Regions from separate parts of the Homo sapiens genome. Here region 2 is linked to region 1. Evidence: read pairs that join two places in POLR2A ChIA-PET (ENCODE). Cell type or tissue: Caco-2. All regions are shown on one strand.

The links. Peaks named below come from ENCODE experiments on the same cell type or tissue, not always from the same donor. Only the 100,000 strongest peaks of a DNase experiment are listed, where the experiment ranks them.
Region 2: POLR2A ChIA-PET joins it to region 1 with 5 read pairs; 3 of 35 experiments call an interaction of 5 or more read pairs at or near these places.

The regions. Positions count from the first base shown.
Region 1 is chr19:17,863,689-17,867,688 of GRCh38, reverse strand. No RefSeq gene overlaps it. Among named protein-coding and RNA genes, the nearest start is that of SNORA68, 3.1 kb to the right of the region's middle. RefSeq lists an enhancer at 2,674-2,813. In Caco-2, no CTCF peak of the experiment used is centred here; DNase peaks (open chromatin) are centred at 422 and 1,818.
Region 2 is chr19:17,133,950-17,137,949 of GRCh38, reverse strand. All of the region lies in intron 2 of MYO9B (myosin IXB), which reads right to left. Among named protein-coding and RNA genes, the nearest start is that of SNORA118, 44 kb to the right of the region's middle. RefSeq lists enhancers at 1,740-2,349, 2,350-2,958, 2,959-3,568. In Caco-2, no CTCF peak of the experiment used is centred here; a DNase peak (open chromatin) is centred at 2,259.

The DNA of each region.
Region 1 (4,000 bases):
CCAACCTGGGCAGCAAGAGTGAAACTCCATCTCAAAAAAAAAAAAAAAAAAAAAAAGATTCCATAATTCTAAGTCCTGAGACTCAACTGTGAGTCTCAGATTCTGTGATTCTCATATAGTCTCTCTTGGTTGCAGGAACTGGGGCTGGGGTCTCTTGGGGTCCCTACTCGTCTGTCCTGCTTTGGCACTGCCTTTGTCCCCACTGGTTCTGACTCAGGAGCAGAAGTGCAGGGCGGGTCAGGGAGGGGAGGCTTTGAATGTCGCTCCCCCAGGGATCACGGCCCTACTGAGGTGACACCTGGCACCTTGACAAGCCCAGGAACGAGACCCAGGAGCGCCTCAGCACCTGAGGAGGTGGGAGGAGTTCCTGGATTCCTGCCCTTGCTTATCCTTGGGTTAACTGGGTGAGCCCGGGTAGGACCTGTCCTGCTCCAGACCCCAGCGGACATCCAGGTTCTCGCTGGCCAGCCTCTGCCTTATTGGCCCCACTCACAGCCACGTGAAAGGATCCATTTCTGCCCAGACCCAGGGCTTTTGCTCTGGTTGGTCTTGTACCTTCTCTCAACAGCCAGGGGCAGTTCTTTTTGTTTGCTTATTTTTTCTATTTGTTTTTCTGAGACAGGGGCTCGCTCTGTTGCCCAGGCTGGAGTGCAGTGGAGAGGTTACGGCTCACTGCAACTTCAACCTTCTGGGCTCAAGTGATCCTCCTGCCTCAGACTCCCAAGTAGCTGGGACTATGGGCACACCACCACCACGCCCAGCCTCTGCATGGGGTTGTGACTGTTCCTCTCCCTCCTGAGAAAGAACCAGGGTCTGTCTATTCCTTCAATCACCCACACCGGAATTAACGCAGGCCCCTGCACAAAGTAGGGACTCAAGGACAATTGAGGCTGCAACAAAGGGATGGTGTGTGTGGGGTGGGGGTGGGCGCGTGGAGTTTGGGTAGAGGATTTGACATGACAGATGGGAGGATGTGTAAATGGATGGATGGGTGGGTGGATAGATGGATGGATGGATAAATGGATGTATGTATCGACTGGTGGGTGGTTGAATGGGTGAATGGATGGATGGATGGATAGATGGGTGGGTGGGTTGATGGGCAGGTGGGTGGATGGGTGGGTGGGTAGATGGATGGATGGATAGATGGGTGGATGGATGGATGGGTGAGTTGATGGATGGGTGGGTGGGTGGATAGCTGGATGGATGGCTGGATGGTTGGGTGGATGGATGGATGGGTAGGTGGATGAGTGGAAGGATGAATGGATGGGGTGGGTGGATTGAGTGGACGAATGGATGGACAGGTAGCTGGTTGGATGGTGGAGGAATCTGACTGAATGGAAGGATGGGGTTTGGCAGGGGGTGGGGGAATTCGGTGGTAGAGGGGCTTCTGGGCACATTTATGAGAGGCTGAGTGTGCCAAGGTAGGTGAATAGGTGCAGGCTAGTGATCTGGGAGCACATTCATCCTGTCAATGGCCCCTCAATAATGGGATTGGCCTCCATGTCTCAGCTGGTTGGGGCAGAGCTCTCCCAAGTGGTTCCCAGGCTGCTGCCACGTGGTTGAAGCCCTGGAGGGGCTCCAAGGCACAGGGAGGGGACTGAGGTGGAGATGAGGGTATGCAGTGGGCTTTGGTGGGGCCGTGAGCCTTCCACTCTCCTGATCTCTCATCCTCCAACTCACCTAATATCACCTCGCCTGCCCTGCAGCCTGGAGGGATCACCGCCCTCACTTTATACAGGAAGAAATGGCTCAGAGAGGGCAGGGACTTCCAGGCAGTTACGGCCTGAGTCCACAGTGCCACGCCCTGCTTCAGGCCCAGCTCAAGGTAAGGTAAGGTCACATCTAACAGAGCAGCTCCATTACAGCCTAAGCAGGACTCATGTCTCCTCCCCGTGTTCTAATCAAGGGGGTAGAAGGGTCAAGCCTCAGGGACGGGGGCAGCACTGCACAGGGTCAAGTACCGGAGATCCTTCTCCCTCACTGCTCCTGTGTGTTGCTTCTTCATAGTCCAAAATGACTGCTGCAGCACTGGCCATCATGTCCACACCAGCCAGAGGCGTTCTTTCTCAGAAATGGCACATCAGTACTGTATTTTTGTTTTGTTTGGTCTCGTCTTGTTTCCAGGCTGGAGTACAGTGGCATGATCATGGTTCACTGCAGCCTCAACCTCCAGGCTCAAGTGATTCTCACACCTCAGGCCCCCGTGTAGCTGGGACTACAGGTGTGCACCGCAACACCCAGCTAATGTTACTTGGTAAAGACAGGGTCTCACTATGTCTACCAGTCTGGTCTCAAACTCCTGGCCTCAAGTGATCCTCCTACCTCAGCCTCCCAAAGTGCTGAGATGACAGCCATGAGCCACACCTGGCCATAGCTATGGAGGTTAGGAAATGTATTTTCTTTTCTGGGTGGCACTTAAGTATGAAGATTCCCTTATGGAGAAAGGAGAGTTTGTACTAGAAACCACAAGATGAATGAAATTCAGGCAAAATTTTAAGATTTCCAGCTAGCACCCCCCATCCAATATACTCTAAGGAACATCAAAAGATATCCTGGGCTAGGCGGGGTGGCTCACACCTGTAATCCCAGCACTTTGGGAGGCCAAAGCAGGTGGCATGAGGTCGAGTTCCAGACTAGCCCGGCCCACATGGTGAAACCCCGTCTGTACTAAAAATACAAAAAATTTGCCAGGCGTGGTGGCAGGCACCTGTAATTCTAGCTACTCTGGAGGCTGAGGCAGGAGAATCCCTTGAACCTGGGAGGCAGAGGTTGCAGTGAGCTGAGACTGTGCCACTGCACTCCAGCATGGGCAACCAAGCGCGACTCCGTCTCAAAAAAAGAAAGATATCCTGGGAAAATGTATGACTCTTCTCAAGCTTTTGCCCCGCATATGTAAAGAGCTTTCACGAAACAAAAAGGATACCATGGAAAGTTGAGCCCCTCCTGGATACACTGGGTGACACACACAGCCCCTGCCCTCTCAGAACTAGTGGGGGATAGAAATCAAATATAGCCCAGTCCCGGGAACCCACGTGCAGTTTGTAAAACTCGAGTGAGGCCAGCCTGGGGGAATCTGTAGTATTCCAGGCAAGTGCGAAGGCCCTAGGGTGGGAAGGAGCCAGTTGTTGGGGACGGGACCCGTGGGGTTCTGTGGTCTACAGGGCTGTCCTCAGGCCTGGGTCTTACGCAGAATGGGTGCTTGTGTGCTGACCCTGCCCAGGTTCTGGGCGCCTCTCCAAGTTCCTGGGTGTTACAACACCCCACAGGTGAGGCTGGAAAAGGCCTGGTTTCCTGGAAACCACACAGCTCCTCCACAGGTAGAGGAAAGGCTGTGTCCTTGCCCTGAGTGTGGTGGTGCCCCTGTAGTCCCAGCTACTTGGGAGGCTGAGGCAGGAGGACCACTTGAGCCCAGGAGGTCGAGGCTACAGTAAGCCACGATCTCTCCACTGCACTCTAGCCAGGGCGACAGAGCAAGACCCTGTTTCAAAAAGCCGTAACTACTACCTAGTCCTGGCTTCCTCCTGGTCCTGGGCTCTCTGGGACAAAGGAGGGCCCCATAGGCTGACCCCAGCACCTGCACAGCGTCACTTCCCACATCAATGTGGAACCCGATGTTGAGATCAAGACAGCAAGCCCCAGAAGGGCCGCTGGCCCAGAACAGGGCTGCCCAAGGTCACGCAACAAAGGATGGGAGGCTCCCAGAGCCTGAGCTCTTGGCTGTGTCTCAAACTTCTCCAATGCCAGCTTAGCCTCCACCTGACAGAAGGACTCAGCCAGGGTGGGATTAGTGTCATGCCTGGAATTTTCCAGGCCTGAGGCAGTTTCCCAGAGATGAGTACCTGTGGTGAGTCCTTGACCTCCTTGGGCAAGATGAGGGCGTCATCTAAGAGGCCCCCAACCAGTGAAAGGGAAACAGCCCCCAAGCAGCAGAGAGCGCCCCTCGGGTGCCCACTTGTGTCTACTCTGAAAACTTTGGGAACCAGAGACTTAGGAGAATCCC
Region 2 (4,000 bases), 730 kb after region 1:
GTTCTGCACATGTATCCCAGAACTTAAAGTATTAAAAAAAAAAAAAGCCAGGTATGGTGGTGGGTGCCTGTAGTTCCAGTTACTTTGGAGGCTGAGGTGGGAGGATTGCTTCAGCCCAGGAGGTTGAGGCTGCAGCTGCATTTGCGCCCCTGCACTCCAGCCTCGGCGACAGAGCGAGACTCTGTTTCAAATAAAAAAAAAGGATCTGACCATGGGAGGCCCAGATACTCCCTTGGAGAAGGCTCCATTCAGCTGCAAAGCCTCGGGCAGAGCTTGAAGCCCGGACAGTTGCTGTGGCTGGACCCATGTGCGGGTCACACTACTCAAGGAGCTGGCTGTTTGGGTCATGGGACAAGGAAACAGGGAGGAGCTCAAGATCATGGGGCACGGAGCCAAGCAGGAAGGTGATAAGGAGGGGGCCCCAGAGAGAGATGACCTGGTCCTCTACAGAGAAGGGGGTCTGGGAAGTAGCCGGGTGCTTTTGGTGGGGGCGGACTGGGTCACCACATGAGCCTTGCTCACCTCTTGTTGTTGTTGTTGTTGTTTGAGACAGGGAGACAGGGTCTCACTCTGTCGCCCAGACTGGAGTTTAAGTGGTGCGACCATAGCTCACTGCAGCCTCAACCTCAACCCCCAGGCTCAGGCGATCCTCCCATTTCTGTCTCTTAAGGAGCTGAGACCACAGGTATGTATCACCGCACCTGGCTTTTTTTTTTTTTTTTTTGAGACAGTTTGCTCTTGTTGCCCAGGCTGGAGTGCAATGGCACAATCTTGGCTCACTGCAACTTCTGCCTCCTGGGTTCAAGCAATTCTCCTGCCTCAGCCTCCCGAGTAGCTGGGATTATAGGCACGCGCCATCACCCCGGCTAATTTTGTATTTTAAGTAGAGACGGGGTTTCTCCATGTTGGTCAGGCTGGTCTTGAACTTCTGACCTCAGGTGATCTGCCCGCCTCGGCTTCCCAAAGTGCTGGGATTACAGGCGTGAGCCTCTGTGCCTGGCCTAATTTTAAAAATTATTTTTGTCGACACGAATCTTACTGTGTTACCCAGGTTGGTCTGGGGCTCCTGGACTCAAGCAATCCTTCCATCTCAGCCTCCCAAAGTGCTGAGATTACAGGTGTGAGCCACTGGGCCCGGTCTGACCTGTTGAACTTTGAAACAGTCTCTGGAGGGTCTGATGAAACCCAGGGGGCTGGTCGGTGGGCGGGAACCACCAAGGGCTCTGCTGGTGAAGTTGACTTTCCTGGGTGCCTATGGGACTTTTTGAGGGTGAACCATCCTGTGTGATGGGGGCGTCCTGTGCACTACACGGTGTTGAACAGCGTCCCTGGCCTCCACCTACCCGATGCCATCTGGGATAACCAAAGAATGTCCCCAGAGATCGGCAAATCACCCCGGCTGCGGAGCATTGATGTACACAGACAGAAATAAAAGGGGTTGCAGGGCTGGGTAGTCGGGGCTCACTGGTCCCTTTGTCCCTTCCATAGGTTCCCATATGTGCTGCATTCTAGGTGCTGAGGGGTCCCTGCGGTCTTTCTAGGTTTCATTTCCAGCTCTCCAGAGGGTAGCTGGAGAACTGTTTTTTGTTGTTATTTGGAGTGAAACCCCCAGTCTCGAGGCACTGACTCGTCTCCTTGGATGCTCACGGGACCCTGCAGGGCCATAGTCTGGAGCTCACGCAGGAAATCAGCTTCAGCCTGGGGCCCGGTGCCTGGGCCTAGGCCCTCCTCCTTGCTCCCTGCCTGACAGCACGAAGCCCAGCCTCACCTATGTGGTCCCACGACCAGACTCTCCTCCCCAGTCACCCTCAATTCAAAGAGATCTGTCAGGGAAACCCTAAAATAACGTCCCAGGAAGGGGCTCAGAAAGCTTCCCTGCTTAACTATGAGCAGATGGCAAAGGGATGCCTGTCCTCAGGGGTGGGGTGGGGGGGACAGTCCTGTTGGTGGCCCTGGGGTGTCTGCAGCAGGAAACGGGTCTCTCTCTGAGTCAGGGTCCCCGTAGTACCTTGGTGTAAAGCCTGGTCTGTGGCAGAGGTGCCCCAGAAATGTACATTTGTACCTTAAAGAGCCACAGTGCTCACTTTAAACCCAGGGGACAAGTCTCTGCAGTGACTTCTAATATCACAGCCAGGCCTGGTGTCTTGGGAACGTAACACAGGGAACGCCTTGGGATATGAGGGGCCCCTCCCACCACCATGGCTGCCCAAGGGCTGGCTTTCTGGTTCTGCGATTACCCGATTACCCCGTGCACCAATTATCCATGCATAGAGGCTGCTCCCAGGCCCGGTGACCTCACGCGTCTGGTATGCGGTCTCAGCACACTGCGACTTTTCAAAGCCCATCTAAAAATATCCGGTTGGTGCTATTATACATCCGAGGGGGAAGTGCGGCCCAGCGCTCGCAGCGAGGGGTGCTATTGTGTTGCTGCTTGGCTGGGCTGGCCGGGGGCTCGCACGGTCTCAAAGCACAAGGGTGGCTGGTGTGCCTGGAGTATCATGTGGGGTCCAGGGTGGACAGAAGGGAGGAAGTGGGACCCCGGTGTCAACAACTATGCGATATAATCTGGCACACGCACCGGGAAGGCGGATGCCATGGTCCCCCCAGGCTATAAAACCCACAGCGCTGGACTCACTCAAAACCAAAAAACGCCTCTCCTTTAACAGAAACACATTTTTTTTTCTTTTATAATATAAAAAACATGTTTCTAATATAAGTTGTAAACTTTGGAAAAAAATTATTATCTCACTAGGTCTAGCAATCCCACTTCTGGGTATATATCCAAAGGAAATGACATCAGTACGTGGAAGAAATGCTTGCATTCTCACGTTCATTTCAGCACTAATCACAATAGCCAAGACGTGTGCATCAACAGATGAATGAATAGGCTGGGTTCAGTGGCTCACTCCTGTAATCCTAGCACTTTGGGAGGCCGGGGTGGGCAGATCACTTGAGGTCAGGAGTTCGAGACCAGCCTGGCCAACATGGCGAAACCCCGTCTCTACTAAAAATACAAAAATTAGCCGGGTGTGGTGGTGCATGCCTGTAATCCCAACTACCTGGGAGGCTGAGGCAGGAGAATCGTCTGAACCCAGGAGGTGGAGGTTGCAGTGAGCCGAGATCGTGCTACTGCACTCCGACCTGAGCAACAAAGCAAGACTCCGTCTCGAAAAAAAACAAAAAACCCCACAGATGAATGGATAAAGAAACTGTGGTTTATATACACTATGGAATAGTATTTGGCCATAAAAAAGGAGATCCTGGCTGAGCATGGTGGCTCACACCTGTAATTCCAGCACTTTGGGAGGCCAAGGTGGGCAGATCACTTGAGGTCAGTTCGACACCAACCTGGTTAACGTGGTAAAATCTCATCTCTACTAGAACAGAAAAATCAGCTGGGCATGTTGGTGGGCTCCTATAATCCCAGCTACAGGGGAGGCTGAGACACGAAAATCGCTTGAAACCGAGAGGCAGAGGTTGCACTGAGCTGAGATCGCACCACTGCACTCTGGCCTGGGTGACAGAGCGAGAGTCTGTCTCAAAAAAAAAAAAAAAAAAAAAAAAAAAACAAACAAAACGAAAAAAAAAACAAAGAGATCCTGTCATTTGCAACAACATGGATGAAGCTGAGGGATACTATGTTAATAAGCCAGGCACAGAAAGGCAAATACTGCATGATCTCACTCGTGTAGAATTTTTAAAAGTTGAACTCATAGTGGGAAAGGGGAGGAAGGGAGTGAGGGTTGAAAAGTTACCTATTGGATACAGTGTTCACTATTTGAGTGATGGGTATTTTAGAAGCCCAACCCTAACCATTACCCAATATATCCCTGTAACAAACTACACATGTACCCCCAGTCCAAAAAAAAACTCACAGAAGTAGAAAGCAGGCCAGGCATGGTGGCTCACGCCTGTAATCCCAGCACTTTGGGAGGCCGAGGCGGGCAGATCATGAGGTCAGGAGATCGAGATCATCCTGGCTAACACGGTGAAACCCCGT